Linked DNA regions of Homo sapiens: region 2 is linked to region 1. A link is a loop called in an ENCODE intact Hi-C map of the cell type or tissue named here. Cell type or tissue: IMR-90. All regions are shown on one strand.

Region 1 (8,000 bases):
ATTTTTCCTCCTTTAGAATGCTGGAAAACACTAGTGTTTAATGAGGTATTCCAGAGTGAGGGTGGTGGTGAACTGAAGGTTCATTGAACTGCTTGAAGAGGATATGTGACCTTCTTAAATAGTCTGTTAGGACCACATTTTAGCCAAGGGGGAAAGTCTGTGTTCTCTGCTATATGAGCTCTTTTTCTCTTTATTTGAGCCACAATTTACCATACTTCTCTGAGTCTTTATTCTGAGGCCTGTTGGAATATCTTCATGGGCTAAGAGAGAAATGTTGGAATCTCCAGGTAAAAGGTAGAGCAAACATTTTGCCCTTGAATATTTAACTTGGTCCTCCAAGAAATTCTACCCCTGTACATCCTGAGTAAGATGACTCAAGGTGCTCTGGAATGACACCCAGTGTTTCTTCCTGGGAACAAAATTTTATGTGGAAAATCATTAAGTACACACATACATTCTAAGAACATTACTTAACATAGCTGTAGACTGTATGTAGCATTATTTGTAGGATAATTTTGGTGGTGTCCTCAACATTCCTTCTTTGAGAGATTTAACCCACATATATTGAGTACCTACTTTGTTCTGAGCTTCATGCTTAGTACTGGGGATATTACTGCAACAAAAGACCTTCAGTCTAGTGGAAAAGTGCACATCTAAGTTTCGCCATTGAGCACCAAAGCTGTGTTTGTTGGAGTGGAGCATTTTACATGTTTAAACCCAAATAGTCACATACATGCAAATGCTGGCATTTGCCTTTTGATGGAGCAGGCAGGTTATATTAGATAAGATACCACAGAAGTAGTTGCTTTGTTGTTCTCCCTCCCTTATTAGGTGTAAGTCACATTGTTATCTCTGGACACCCAGGGCTTTCCTGTCCCATGTTGTAGCCATTTTATTTTTGGTTAGTGAAAATATGGGTCAGTGGTGGGTATTATCCTAATCTAGGGTATCAAAATGATCAAGTAGAACTACTGATTCATCATGTTATAGCACATGCATTAAGTTAATAAACAATTTATGTCTATTCCAAAACCAAGTAGTTAAAGGGTAAGCCAGGAAAACCCATCATTTAATAAAACATAGAAAACTCTATAAGATTGAGATCTTTGGCTACTGATGGGTTCTTATAGCAACAGGGAGATAATCTTTTTTTTTTAAGTGTTTCAGAAAGCACATCATAGAAATTAGAAGATCAAATTCTACCTTGAAGAAATGAAGGATTATTCTAAGTTCCTACAACACAGGCATTTGTGGAACCAGACTGCATTCCTAGCACGTGCAGTGTTGCTGGGGTTAAACAGTAGTAAAGAGTTATTTCATTTGAGTGGGAGAGCTGAGTTTAAGAAGAGGAGGCATTGACCATCTCTTTTGTGCCAACATGCCTTTCTCCTTGCTCTTCTCTTCCAGGCTTCTCGGAGGATGCTGGATGATGAAATGACAGTCAGCCTTTCCCTGCCAAGTGATTCTAGCATGTTCAACAATAACCGCTCCTCATCACCTAGTGAACAAGGGTCCAACTCGACTTACGATCGCATCTTTCCCCTTCGCCCTGACTACCAGGAGCCATCCAGGCTGATACGAAAACTCCCAGAATTTGCTCCAGGGGAGGAGGAGTCAGGTGAGGATGATGTGGTGGGCAGGGTGTCAAGGGAGAAACCTCAGCAAGCATCAGGTAGGTATGACACGCCTGCTCCCAGTTCATTGCATCTATTTTTAGTCTCTGCTAACCTCCTGAGAAGTCCACATTCTCTTTCTAGATTTGGTCTGCCGCTGCTCCTGGCCTAATTTGAGCAACTCTCCTTTGCTACTGAATATAAGATGTGTGGAGGGACCCACATACCAGAAAAGAAAGAAAAAAATAATAAAACATGTGAATTAGGTGTTGACACCAGAAGAACCTAAACAGTCCAACCAGTCTAACCTCATTTTACATGTCGGGAAAGTGAGAAAGTCCAGATAGAGTACTCACCCAACACCAAATTTCATGAGTGGGTAAAGGCAGGACTAGATTTTTACCTGGAGAAATAAATAAATAAATGAAGCTAAAGACATTCCAAAATTCCCAGTGGTGTAGCCATTTAAATAACTAAAATAAATAACTACTTGAGTTATCTATTTTTTGTGAATTTCTCTTTGGTAAACGTTTATTAGAGTAATATGAGATTTTATTATGAGAGTAAAACATTTCTCACCTTTTCTCAATAAAAGCATTGAAATAAAACAATAAAACAGGTAAAACAGTAAGTAGTGTCAGTTGATTCAAATTTCGATGTCTTTCAAAAAATGATGCAGAGTCATATCAGAAGGGAAGCTGGAGTCACCTCTTTAGCTCAGAGCAACTTTTCTATAAGATCATCAACCTGAGGGACCCGAGTCAGTAGAAAAGAACTTGTAGTGTTCAGGAGAGAGGAGCTAGGCCTGAGCTGGATGTAGAAGCAGACAGGACTAAATTCAAGAGCATAGGATTTTATAGGAAGGAGCCTGAAGGGGTCTTTTCAAAGGATAAAAGGAAACTTGCATCTATTTTATTATTCAATGGATAGAAGACATGAAAGAGCATGCTAAATTCAAGTAATTTCACAGAGACAGCAAGAATAAAGGATATAAACTAATTTATTTCTTGGGGTGAATGGAAGTAATTTACCTATTTCCTAAGTCTAAAACATCCCCCACTTCATATTTTAAGGCTTTTTTAAGTTAGAATATGTCTTAAGCTAGATCATATGTCTTTAATCTGAAAGTTTTTTATACCTAAAATCAGTTTTTAAGTCAATAACAGTGTCTTAAAATTAAGGAAATAAGTTATTAAACCTTCAACCTTTAATATTCCCACCCTGATATACCATGAGCCTTCCTATAGCTTCACCACACAATTCCACAAGTTTAGCCACAGAATTTGTTAATGATCATGTATTATGAGGAAAAGAATGAGAAATAAAATGATGTTCTACATTCTGTAGGCCACAAGAAAATCTCTAGAGGAAGCAAAACCATTTTCCAAGTAAGAATGTCATGAAGCAGGTTAGGCTTTCACAGGGGCATGTTTTAGCCCTCCTCTCAGAGTTCCTTCCTGAAGAGATCTCCAAAGACACTCCACGGAATGAGGGCTCGTTGCCCTTGTCTTCCCAGGCTGCAGCGGTGTTGTGAAGCCAGTCCAGCCCAGTGGCCCTGAGGGGGTGCCCCACTATGCAGAGGCTGACATAGTGAACCTCCAAGGAGTGACAGGAGGCAACACATACTCAGTGCCTGCCGTCACCATGGACCTGCTCTCAGGAAAAGATGTGGCTGTGGAGGAGTTCCCCAGGAAACTCCTAACTTTCAAAGAGAAGCTGGGAGAAGGACAGTTTGGGGAGGTGAGTTGATTCTTTGATTCCCTTATAGCTCGAAGAAGGTGGTTGGATAAAAATGATCAGTAGAACAAAGAGTCCCTTCCAGAGGTGGATTCACAACAGAATGTCTCTTCCATTTGTCTCTCCTTGCATTGTCCTCTGGATTTCAGTATTGGGTCAACCTAATCTTTGTCAAATAGCTGTGGAGTTCCTGGGACTTCTGATTTCTATATAGGAGTTTTTAAGGCAGGCAAGTCACTAGACTTCAGATATCTTGAAAAACATTCAATATTTTCAAAAATGTTTACAATAGATTATGGAGGGTGGGATCCAGAAGATGTGATCATCTTTTATGAACTGTCCAGGAACATTCTGCTACTCAATAGCCACTTTGTTTTTTTCCCCTTTAATGGGAGTTATATGTAAAATGGTCAAAAACAACCTCGCCCCTGCCTTTGGTCCCAGAATCAGCCACTAGGGAATGAATCACCAACTAAGATAAGGAGGAGTACTCTTTTCATTTGCCCTCAGAGTGATGCATGCATTATTAAACTTTTCATTCTTGCATCAGTCACATGAACCTTCTGGGAGCTCAAAGCAATGTTTTGAATTCTAATAGGAACTCTTCACCACTGCCGTCTAAACTCCAAATAAAACATTTGGTTTCCTAAGACATGTTATTGGTTTTCAGTGTGGATCTCATGTTCTCTCCTTAGATAGGTCTGGTGTTGCAAGAGGTTGAGGGACCCATGTTATCTGTTCATGGTGTGACATGTACTCATTCTGTCCCCTGGGTTGAAAACCCACATCTGTTATACTGTTACTAATAGACAGGAGTTTCTTATAATGCTAAACCCTATACTAAGGGATTATTTTAGGAAATTGCCTTACGTTTTACATGATCCAGTGACTAATGAATCGAAGTTCAAGCATTTGTAATAAAAGACATTTTATATTGGGCTATGCTGTAATATAATATTGTTATTGATTCATTCATTCACTTAGTGTTCCAAGCAATGTGTATTTCTAAGGCAGGAGAGTGGCACATTAGCTGGGTACTTTACCATTGTTTTAAATCTTATCAATTATTTGAATCATAGATATGTTACACATATCTTCTTATTGGTCTTTTGATCATTTTGCCTGAGTTGTAAGAGTTAGTTTATCTCCAGGAAATGCCCAGCAAGAGTACTGAGACATCTTCAGGAGAAATGATGATGCTGAGACTAGATGACTTTTGTCTAGGTTCATCTCTGTGAAGTGGAGGGAATGGAAAAATTCAAAGACAAAGATTTTGCCCTAGATGTCAGTGCCAACCAGCCTGTCCTGGTGGCTGTGAAAATGCTCCGAGCAGATGCCAACAAGAATGCCAGGTCTGTGGTCTACATTTTGAATTTTCCTTTAGGTATTTCATCTTTAGGACCAGGAATACTCCTGGATACTTCTGAGCAATTTTTTCTTTTGAGATGGGAAGGTCAGTGAGCTGCCTCCCATTTCCACTGTTATCCTTTTTCTTATTCCGATGGGGTCGGCAGTCCTCATCTTTTTCTCCACCTCTCTCAAACACAAAGGTACATTTTCCATTGTACTTGCCACATATTTACTTCCTAACCCCCTGTGCACAAGCACTGTACTTGTTCCCAACATATACAACTGTCTAAATGTGTACTTCTTTGGTCTTTATACACAGACATACTCCTGCATGTCATTACCTCCTCTTGACAAAGTCTTCAGAATCACACATGACTTTCTTGCTAAGCCTCTTCCAGTCTCCTTTTTTCACATTTCTATTTATTTTCTCATCCCTTTTTTCTCTTTTATGCTCCTTTTCTTCTATTTGAGCAACCCTCAAAATGAGAAGCTACCTCTATTTGGAAAATTATCTATGAACCTCAAAGCAAAAGGATCCACAGTTCTCTAGCAGTTTTCCAAACTGGCTAATAATCTCTTGGATCTTTTTCTACATAAATTGCAGTTTCCAGCCACACTTCATTGTCTGACAGCCTTTCCATTACAATAATGGTGAGTTAATCCTCACCCAGAGAGACAAGCTGGTTGAAAGCTGGCTGTATGTGTCCCAGAGAAATCTCCACACCTGGATAACATATGCATTTTCCCATTTGTGTTGTCTTGATTTGTCTCACTGATATTCATAGTGAAAAAAAGTTTATTATTCTTATTTTCCAAATTATCATAAATTCCAAGAATGGTGATAGACTTCATTAAAAGTCTTGCAATGGACAAGATGTAAGATAAAGAAGAGAGAAAGGTGAGGAAATGAAACTGGAGGCTTTAGAAATTTAACTGATAATTTCAATCTTTAAGATACTGGTAAGAATAAAAAGTGACATTCTCTGGGTCTTATAGAGAGACGAAGTATTTCTTATATTAATCTTAGCACATGATTGGAGAAAGTGGCATGAGGGGAAACAAAACCAAACCAAACCACAGGACATAGGATATGACAAAGCCTTTCTCCGTTGTTCCGATCGGTGAAGTTTGCCATTCCTCCACCTGTGTCCTTAGCAATGATGGATGGCCATGACTGCAAACCCTCCCAAGCCATGGAAACCCCTGGTTTGAGACGGAAGGGGGAATGAAAGAGGGGAGGTGTTGCATCAGGACGGCATTGATTCCAGTGGTTTATATTGACGTAGTATGACTTCCAGTCCAGGATTCCTAGCAAACTCTTGGAGGGCTTATAACTCATCTGCTCCAACAGTTTTGGGAATGTGGGCTAGAGGCCTCACTAACAAAATCTTGCTACTTTATGACCCAAGGGTGTCTGTCACCATGTACTCAAACAATTATTAGTCTTGGTCAAATGAATACTTCTTTTGACATGATTACCACCACAGCCTTTAAAGAGCTCTGTTTTCGACAGGCTACTAAATACATGTTGCAACTGACTGATGGTTCGTACTGCATTAAGAAAAGTCAGTATGAGAAAATAAAGAGTAATCAGATAAGCCAAAGATGGTTGTTCACATCATACAAAGTTTCTTCACTAGTAATAGAGTGACTCCATGGCTTTAAAAAAAAAAAGGTAAATATCCTCGTGCACTTAAGATATGATTTTCAGTGAAACATTTTACTCTGTAGAGTGGTTTTTAGCAGCCTATTTTTGATTCAGCAAATATTAATCACTTTCTGTGTGGCAGGGATTTTGTTAGATGTGAGGGATAGAAATGTGAATAAGTCATGGATCTTGTTCTCAAAAACATTACAATTGAATAAGGGCCCATGATATTTCAGGAGGAATAGAATGAGACAGATCCAGGTGTCAATTTCTCTGTCCTCTCAAAAGTTATCCAAAGGGAAACAAGATTTGGCATAATGTCCAGGAATAGGCCTTGGTGTGCATTCTTCTCTCTCTTGATTCTGACTCTGGCAACTTCTGAGTTTATCTATGTCTGTATCCTCCCAAGGAATGATTTTCTTAAGGAGATAAAGATCATGTCTCGGCTCAAGGACCCAAACATCATCCATCTATTAGCTGTGTGTATCACTGATGACCCTCTCTGTATGATCACTGAATACATGGAGAATGGAGATCTCAATCAGTTTCTTTCCCGCCACGAGCCCCCTAATTCTTCCTCCAGCGATGTACGCACTGTCAGGTAAACAAGCCAGGTCTTCCTTCTCCTCCCTGTGGTCATGAGAGTAACCTGGGATCTGAAAATAGGGAGCAGTGAGCCTTAAAGTGTATCAATGTTCTGGGATGGTGGGGGAAGTCAGTGTGCAGGGAATAATGGAGCAGCTGCCCTTTGGGGAAACGCAAGGGATTCATCAAGAGTAGAGAAAGAATGTTGAGCTTTCAACCCTAGTTTGTTGATACCATTTTAGAATGTGTACCTTTCACATCTTCCTGTTTCCATAGGCTACCTTCTGTCTTCTTGTCTATTTCCTCAGTTACACCAATCTGAAGTTTATGGCTACCCAAATTGCCTCTGGCATGAAGTACCTTTCCTCTCTTAATTTTGTTCACCGAGATCTGGCCACACGAAACTGTTTAGTGGGTAAGAACTACACAATCAAGATAGCTGACTTTGGAATGAGCAGGAACCTGTACAGTGGTGACTATTACCGGATCCAGGGCCGGGCAGTGCTCCCTATCCGCTGGATGTCTTGGGAGAGTATCTTGCTGGTAAGTTCTCAGCATTTTAAAGCCCTGTCTAACAACTGGCTTGTGGGCTCACATGCATGACACGTGGAGACAAACCTGAGACAGCAGGAGGCAAACTCAATAGACTGTAGTATTTTCTCTGATTTGAAATTATTTTCTTTGTGTACTAATTCTTATTATTTAATGCTTGCCTATTTCTGCTAAAAAATTAACACACATAAAAATTTAGGGAGAGAAGTTAAAAAGTATAAGAGATTTATTATCTTTGTTTCTCTTTATCATTTCTACCTAGTGATTGTTCTTAATTTAAGATATTAAAAACCTTATCATTTAAAGAAATGTTACCTATACAAAATATTTTCTTCTCCATTAGTTTCATAAGCATGTTTCTCATAATTACATAGACTAATTCCTATAATTGTATTTCAATACTTTTCAACATGTTCTTTTTAAGTTCATCATTCTTTGCTTTATAATTTTTATTTGATTCTTGATATTCCATACCATAAGTGAGTAATTTTTCCCAAATATCTCTATTAGAGGTA
Region 2 (8,000 bases), 60 kb before region 1:
CAGGGGCTCAGAGGGTGGAGGGAAGTAACTTCAATCTGGTTTAAAGAAACCAGTTATCAGAGACAGACAGGGCCTAAAGAAGGTATGGGTGGCTCAGAGTTTTAGGAAGGAAAAACAGGAAGTTGGGCTAATAGGGATAGCGTGATAAGAGAACAAGTGCTAGGCTGGAATACCAGGGGCCTGGCCTTGCCTGTGAGCAGCTGCTGCCCCTGGGGAGGTCACTTTGCTTTTTGGGCTGCCTTATTTTTATCACCTCCAATTGGAGAGAATTGAGAAAGATGAGCTTTCAGGTCCCTTCAGGTTTTTACCGTATGGTTCTATGATTTTGAGGGCTGGCATGTTTCCTTGGTTGCTTCCAAAAGCCTCTGACCACAGTCCCTCAGGCTGACCCTCTTGTGCCCAGTAATGTGGAAAGATGACCTTCTGCTCACCAGCACATGCTTCCAAGGGCTGCGGAGCCTGGGACAGAAGGTACGGTGGGAAAGAAAATGAGAGGAGCTGGTTGGGAAAGATACTCACATGCAGAAAAGTTTCCAGCAAGTCAGAGGTGAGAGTAAAAGATCCAAATGAAAAGCTAGAGATTGCTAGGGCTCACCAAGGTTGAATAACTTGTCCAGGGTCTTAGCAGACTGAGGGATACTGGATGATAACACTTCTAAAATACTGTTTTGTATCTGGAAAATGCTCTGCCTTCAGTTTGCATTTTCTCTCCTTCTTCCTCCCAGTAATCAAATGAAGACGTTAGATTTGACATTTCCAGTGTGTACAGTACAGACAGGAAACTAGGTGAATGAAGTAATGCAGTCAATGTTCTGTGACTCCATTCTGCCCCTGGAAGAGGGATGTTTTCTATAATAGTCATGTGACTCAACATCTTCTTGTCTTCTTAGAAAGGAGTGAGAGAATAAGATAGCCATCTAGCACTTTCCCCCCTCACCTCTCCTACAAACTCTAGCATCTCATTTTACAGAAGGAAAGGCTGAGATGGAGGGGAGCAAAGTAGTCTTATAACAAAGGCAGAAGTGGAGCTTGCTATTTCATCCAGTGTGGGTCACCTCAGGTCACCTGGGGCACATCCTATGTGCCCAGATACTTACGGAAGGGGTCATTCTGGGCCTTTGGCTCCACACTGAGGGGCTGCATTTTGAGAATCACGAGGTTGGGACTCCCAGAGGAAAGTTGAGAGTTAGGAAAACTTCAACAAATCCTCAGGAATAGAAACAGAACATGAGATGAGAATGTTTGGGACAGCTCTGCTGTTTGTTTCTGTGTATGTGTTTGAGGGCCCATCTCTTGCCAAAACCAAGCTCATTTCTGCATATTTGTTTGCTTAATATGAAATACTCCAAAACTGCTCTTCATATTTGTTTAATCTGAAATGAAAATGACTCAGCAGAGAGGAAAAACAAGATTTAAATGCCCTGAATGGCCCCTGAATTAAAATACATAGCCCTAAATCATGGGGGTGTTCTTCTCCCCACCAAATCTTAATCTTCAACACACACAAATGCAAGTGCCACACACAGTCATGCACACACACACACACACACACACAAACATTGTATTTGCCTGCCCCAACTTGACCTCAGTCCCTTTATCTCTTTTCCCCTTCATACTCCAGCCTTTCCAGGGTCCTACCTTTCCTGCAGGGGAGGTGCATTTGAGCTTAGGTGGAGAGGCCTGGCCTGGGCTACAGGCCACAGATGATTTTCCTGGAGGGCCAGCACTTCCTCTCCAGTCCAGATCACAGGCTCAGTGTCAAGATCCCTGGGGGAAATCTGAATTTTCATTCTTCAGCAAAGTCGAGGCCACCTCAGATAGTCCCTAGCTTTTGGATCTGGAAAAATGGACTCCGTGGAGAGAATGGCTGTCTACCAAATCAGACATGTCTTGCTTTTTACACAAGCTGTATTCCTGAAAAGTTGGGTATAAACTGGATCTTGGTATGTTGCATCAATTTTGAATGTACTGAAAAGATTTGCTATTCAAAGGAACCCAGCACTGGATTCTTTTGTCAAGGGATGAATTACTTTGTAATGGCTACTCATCTAGTGATTTATGAGTTTGGTAAGTAGATGGAATATTTTTATATACTGAATGTTATTTTAAATGTACTGTGTGGGATTTTTTATTCAAAGTTACCCGGCATTGAATCCTTTTGCGAAGAACTATTCTGTAGTGTAGATAAACATTTCATGATTTATGAGTTTGGTAACTTTAGGCATTTCTTAAAGTGGGATATACCCCTAGTTCTGCTTCAGAGAAAAAGTTGTTTTTTGCAATGATCAGACTTGGAGAAAAAAGAGTTCTACCATATTTGAGTTATGGTCACTCCTGAGGGGCTTAGGAAGAATGGAGGTACTCAAACTTTCCATTTTGTTGGAGCAAAAGATCCAGGAGTTGCCTGCTCTTCTTACTTTCCATATTATCACTGGGGTGGAAATGATGGAGGTATTTTTCCAAAGAAATGTAGTTCACTATTATAGCTACATTTCAAAGGTGTTTCTCTTCATATCTATATCATTTGAATATATATTTATATATATATACACACACATACATATATACACACACATGCACATATGTTTATACACACACATGCACACATGTACGTATATACATATATAATCTATCATGTGTATTTAGATCTAAAGCAAAGACATTGCAGTAGGGCTTGTGTTTTGAACCACTGAAGGGCTGCTGTTTCCACCAGTCCAGAGTGCTGGGGCTTGCTCTGAGATCACCAGGGGTATAAACCAGGCAAGAGGAGAACTTAACTTCCTGCTCACTCTTTCTCACTTGGCAGGTCAAAAATCATTTCAGCACTTATCTCCCAAGGTTCCTAGCTGTGTCCCCATACCATCCTATCTGAGCACTAGTGTGAAGCTTGTTTTGGGAAATGATCTGATTGCTAAGGCAGTTGGAAAAGAGAAATATGGTGTCATGTGTGTACAACCAAGAGCTGATCTAGGATGCCCACATATTCCTGGCTCATCCATGAGCCACATATTCATTGAAGTTCTTATAGGTAGGAGCAAACCCTGCCTATAAGAACCCTACATGGACTGGAACTGTGTCAGGCAGAATGTTCAGATAACTTACCCTTTCACCATGATTTGGCCCTGAATGTGTCTCAGAAAAAGGCTTTTAGAAGCTCACCCAAGTACAGAGATAATTTGTGAGACATTTAACCTCTCAGACTCTTGCTTTTTTCTTTCCTGGAGAGCTGCTAATTTCTAGTTGTGGCTGCCACACTCCTGTCTGCCTGATCTTCCATTTTACTTCCTGGTTTCCTGGTGGCTTTGACACATGGCCTGTCCAGATCCCAGTGGGGGCAGTCCTGAGATGGAGAGCTGGTGGTCTTTTGTCAGATCTGGGAAGTCCTGAGCCATGACTTCCTTTGAAATCAATTTGGAATGTCCATCCAGCTTGGCTAGGGAAGAGGATTTTGACTGTGAAGAGGGAAGTGGGTTCTTTACTACAAAGGACATATTCTCTCTGAGCCACATGCTCCTTGATGTTCTTTGGTAAATATTGGGCTGTGGTCCTAGAAACACTGACCTTGGAGTCAGGCGAACTGGGATCCAGTTCTTACTCTGTGGTCTTCTAACTTAGTGACCCAAGCAAGTCAAAATTAATCTCATTTCGAGATAGAGATATGCAAGATCCTTGACCTTCAATGACTCATGGTCAGGCTTGAGAGAAAGTCAGGTAAAGAAGCCAACTCTAATTCAGCACAATGAATGGGAAGCACCAGCCAGACCAGGTAAAACAGCCTCAATTGAGGGTGAAGTGACTTAGGGCCGTACTTTTCTATTGTCAAAAGGAGATGATAATTTCTCTCCACAGGATTGTGGTGAGGCTCAATGATGTAATGCATCTATAAGTAACTGATAAAGTTCAGGAATTCTAAAATAGAAACAGGCAGTAATTCTCAACTGTTTTCTTCTTCCACTCTATTCATGTGCAAGATGTGCTAAGACATTTCCCAATACAACAAGTGATTCTTGAAGTATAGGACGTGTTCCCCCCACACCTCCAACTCTCGGAAATGCACAGAAAGTGTCCTTGAGATTCTGATAGCCTGCTTCCAGGAAAAATGTTTTGTTTGGTTTTGTCAGAAAAGCTAATATAAATGACATTAACAAGGAACACATTTTCCTTGTTGAAAATCAAAACATTACAAATAAGGCTAAAGTCTCCCTTTGATCACCATTCACAATCTCCTCTGACAAATACAGCAGTCCATCTCCTAACTCTGTCTTGGAGGGAACCACTGCTGTCAGCATGGTGTTTAATCTTCCAGATCTTATATATATATAAATGTACATGAGTGTGTGTCTATCATAAAAATATATAGTGTGCTTTACATAAACTTTGCAACCTTCTTGTTCACCTAAAAACATGTCATAGACTTCAACCGTTGTAACTGTGAGTAGCTCTAATGCATTCATTGTTACTATTGCATAGCATTTCACAGTAGGAATATTCTATAGTTAATAACATTATCCTACTGGTAGACATTTTTCTAAGTTTTTGTTGTTAAAAAATATATTGCAAAGCACTTTTTTGTGCATGCCTCATTGTGTACACACACAAGTCTTTCTTTAGGGTAAATAAGAATAAATGGGATATAGAAATTATGGTATATGTATTTTTATTGAAATTATCTTCTAATTTATATATCCAGCAGCAGAGTATGAGAGTATGCATTTGCCATATTATTGCCAAAGTTTATATTATCACACTTTAAAATTTTGCCAGTCTGATAGGTAAAATTGGCATTCAACTACTGCTTTAATGTTTGTCTTTGTGACTACTTGAGAGGTTGAATACTTTTAGATGTTTACAGCATTATATTGTCTCCCCTGTTGAATGCTTTTTATTTACTTGGCCCATTTTTCTAGTGGCTTTTAAAAAATGATTTATAGAGATTATTAATACTAGAAGTTATTTCATTATACAATTTCAAATATTTATCTTAGCCAGTTGTTTACATGTTATGTTTATGATGTCTTTTGGTCTTAAAGAAGTTTTGAATTTTGGTGGAAATTTTTATTATTCTTTTCATTTCTGGATTTTGCTTTCCATGTCTCATTTGTGCAGGCCTTCCTTATCTTTAGCTCATAGCAAATTTTTCTAGATTTTCCTTGAAATATTCTTATGGTTCCATCTTTACATTTTGGGCTCATTTTTGTGAGGTGTAGATATACCTTCATTTGCTTTTGAAAAGGCTACTAAAGCATCTGAAACTTCTTCACCAAGTTTAAATACCCACCTTCTCATGTAGTACATTTCCATTTATTCATGAGTCTTTTCTGGGTTGTTCATTCTCTTCAGTGTTCTGCTTATCTATTTCTATACCAATTGCATACTCAGAGAGGCCTTTGCTGGCCACCTTACCTAGAACAGCTCTCATTCCCTTTCTGTTACATTACTCTATTTTATTTTCTTCCCTGTACATATGTTTCTTTAAAATTCTTCTTCATTTACTTGTTTTCTTATGTACTATAAGTTCCATGTTGGCAGGAACCTTCTTTGCCTTTTTTACTGATGTGCTTATCACCTGTAATAGCACCTAATAGATATTTACAAAATAGTTGCTGAATGAATGAATGAAGGCCAATGGCTTGACCAGGGGTGTTTGCATTTTGAGTTTTATTTCTTGAGGCTTAAATAAATTGTCAAAGGGGTTTGTACTACTAACTAAATAAGTGGGTAGAGAAGGGCTTTCCTAGCAGCTCCTTGACATGCTTCCATGTATACTTTTGAGTTCTGTTCACATGTCACATTGTTTAAATATTGAACCCTTGGAAAGACTCATTCGAAGGTGCAGAAAAGGGTGATTCTGCTCACAATAAGCTTTAGAGATACTTCCTTTTAGGGTATGGAATTTAGAATGACCAGATGTAGTCACTGAATATATGGCTCAAGGCAATCATTAATTCATTCTGCAAATACTTATCAGGCACTCTGGTAGTGTTGAGACTACAACAACGAATAAAATGAACATGGAGCTTGTGTGTGTTGGGGGGGAATACAAATTAAACAATCACAGCAATGAATATATAATGAGAAACTATGATCATTTCTATATAGAAACATTATGTTTTTAGAGCATGTAACAATCAAGGGGATGAGAGAATATTTTGCTGAGAAAGTGACCATTTAGTAGAGATTTGAACTAGGCAAAGAGAGGAGAGAAACTTCTTGGCGGAGGTCCTTAGGCAAAAGAAAATGGAAGAAAAAGAAAAGAAGCTCCAGTGTGACTGAGGTGGAGAGGATGAGGAGAAGGGCAGCTCTGGTGAGGTAGGTGGAGCCCAGATCAAAGGATGATATAGTGTGATGATGAGCAAAAACAAAAGAAGGAACAACAAAAACAACAAAAACCCATGTGGATTTTGAAGTAACACAAGCCTTAGGTTCACATATGAGTTTGGTCACCTATCAGGTGTGTAACCTGATTAGCTTTAACCTCTTTCTCCTTAGCTTCCTTGTTGTTGAAAACAAACCTCATTGAGTTACTGTGAATATTGTAAGAGATGGTCTCTGATTCGTAGTAGAAGTACATGGTATAGGTATAATACTTCTAGGTGCTTTACAGTGCTCTGTTTGTTAGCTGACAGTCATCTAATTTTAGGCAAAACAGAAAAATAATTATTGCTTTTGGAGATTCGCAGCTTGAAGCCCGGCAACAGTTTCAAAAAGTAAATTAGTCAACATTTTTTGAACACTTAGTAGGTTTGGCTTAGTTCAGTTAAAAACCATTTTTGAGCACATACTTTGTGCACGATGTAAAGTAATACTTTGGCAATATAAGAATGAACCATTTTGAAGTTAATGATTAAATGGATAATTTTATAACAATGTTGTGAAGGATCCAGTAGAGTTAAATTAAGCATGTGTTTTGGTGAAGGAAAGAAAGGAAATGATGTGTGGGAGACATTCTTTGCAGAAGGAATTATTGGGGAAGGTTATGGAGGGGAGGAAGTTACGGCCAGTAACCCATGAGAGAGGTGCCACAGGAGAGAGAGAGAATTCTAGGACTGTCCTGCAAAAGACTGCTAGGAGAGGGCGGTGAGCCAAGTCAGTCCTGGGCCTCAGCACTTACTGGATGGCTGCTTACAAAGAGCTCGGGTCTCTCTGGAAGGACATCCTGGATTATGGTCATGAGTTAGTGCTCAACTATAGCCAAGACCAATGTCTCCAGGATTCACCTGTGTGTTTCTTTCTCTGGGCATGTTTATTTAGGGACTTATTTATGGAAATAGTGTTCCCGTTGCTGGAAGTGGCTAGGAACACTGAGACATGTATTTTATCTTATCCAAATCAATTGCTATGAAACTATGCTCATCACCCTTTGTAGTTGTAGATCACATACCCCTCAGCCCCTCACTATGGGGCCATTTAAATCTTCCGTGTTTTATTTGCTTTGGATCCATCCTCTTCAGTCAAAACCATCTGACTACATTGCTTTTTTTTTTTTTTAACCCCTCTGGGTGTGTCAGTATTATACTGCTTAGAAATTGTCTTAGAAAGCTTCTGTTTCCTGAAAAAGAAAACTCCTTACTCATGTCATCCTCTGATTTACTCCATCCCTGTTATTGCCTATTAAAGTCTTGTCCATCCTTCAAGAACCTGATCAGATATTTATTTCTCCATGAAGCCTTCCTTAATCACTCCAGCTTAAGGGAATTTCTTCTCTCTTTATAATATTGTGTCACATACTATTTCTAATATTGCATCCAATGCTTGCTTGATTATTAGTGTTACTCAGAGGGAATTTTTTAAAAATCACTTTGTATTCTAGAACAGTTTTTTTTTTTTTGTCTCACTCTGTCGCCCAGGCTGGAGTGCAGTGGCACAATCTCGGCTCACTGCAACCTCCACCTCCTGGGTTCAAGTGATTCTCATGCCTTAGCCTCCCAAGTAGCTGGGATTACAGGCACCCACCACCAAGCCTCGCTAATTTTTGTATTTCTAACAGAGACGGGGTTTCA

The links. A loop is a pair of places that touch in the nucleus more often than their neighbours do. Peaks named below come from ENCODE experiments on the same cell type or tissue, not always from the same donor. Only the 100,000 strongest peaks of a DNase experiment are listed, where the experiment ranks them.
Region 2: it touches region 1 in a loop (2.1-fold over the local background); 3 of 110 quality-filtered maps call a loop at or near these places.

The regions. Positions count from the first base shown.
Region 1 is chr1:162,768,895-162,776,894 of GRCh38, forward strand. It overlaps DDR2 (discoidin domain receptor tyrosine kinase 2), which reads left to right. Exons shown (of 18, transcript NM_006182.4): 12 at 1,408-1,618; 13 at 3,130-3,353; 14 at 4,575-4,702; 15 at 6,758-6,949; 16 at 7,242-7,476. Among named protein-coding and RNA genes, the nearest start is that of HSD17B7, 18 kb to the right of the region's middle. In IMR-90, no CTCF peak of the experiment used is centred here; a DNase peak (open chromatin) is centred at 3,867.
Region 2 is chr1:162,709,234-162,717,233 of GRCh38, forward strand. The region is part of intron 2 of DDR2 (discoidin domain receptor tyrosine kinase 2); the gene reads left to right. Among named protein-coding and RNA genes, the nearest start is that of HSD17B7, 77 kb to the right of the region's middle. RefSeq lists a silencer at 3,546-3,840. In IMR-90, no CTCF peak of the experiment used is centred here; no DNase peak of the experiment used is centred here; H3K27ac peaks cover 2,317 bases.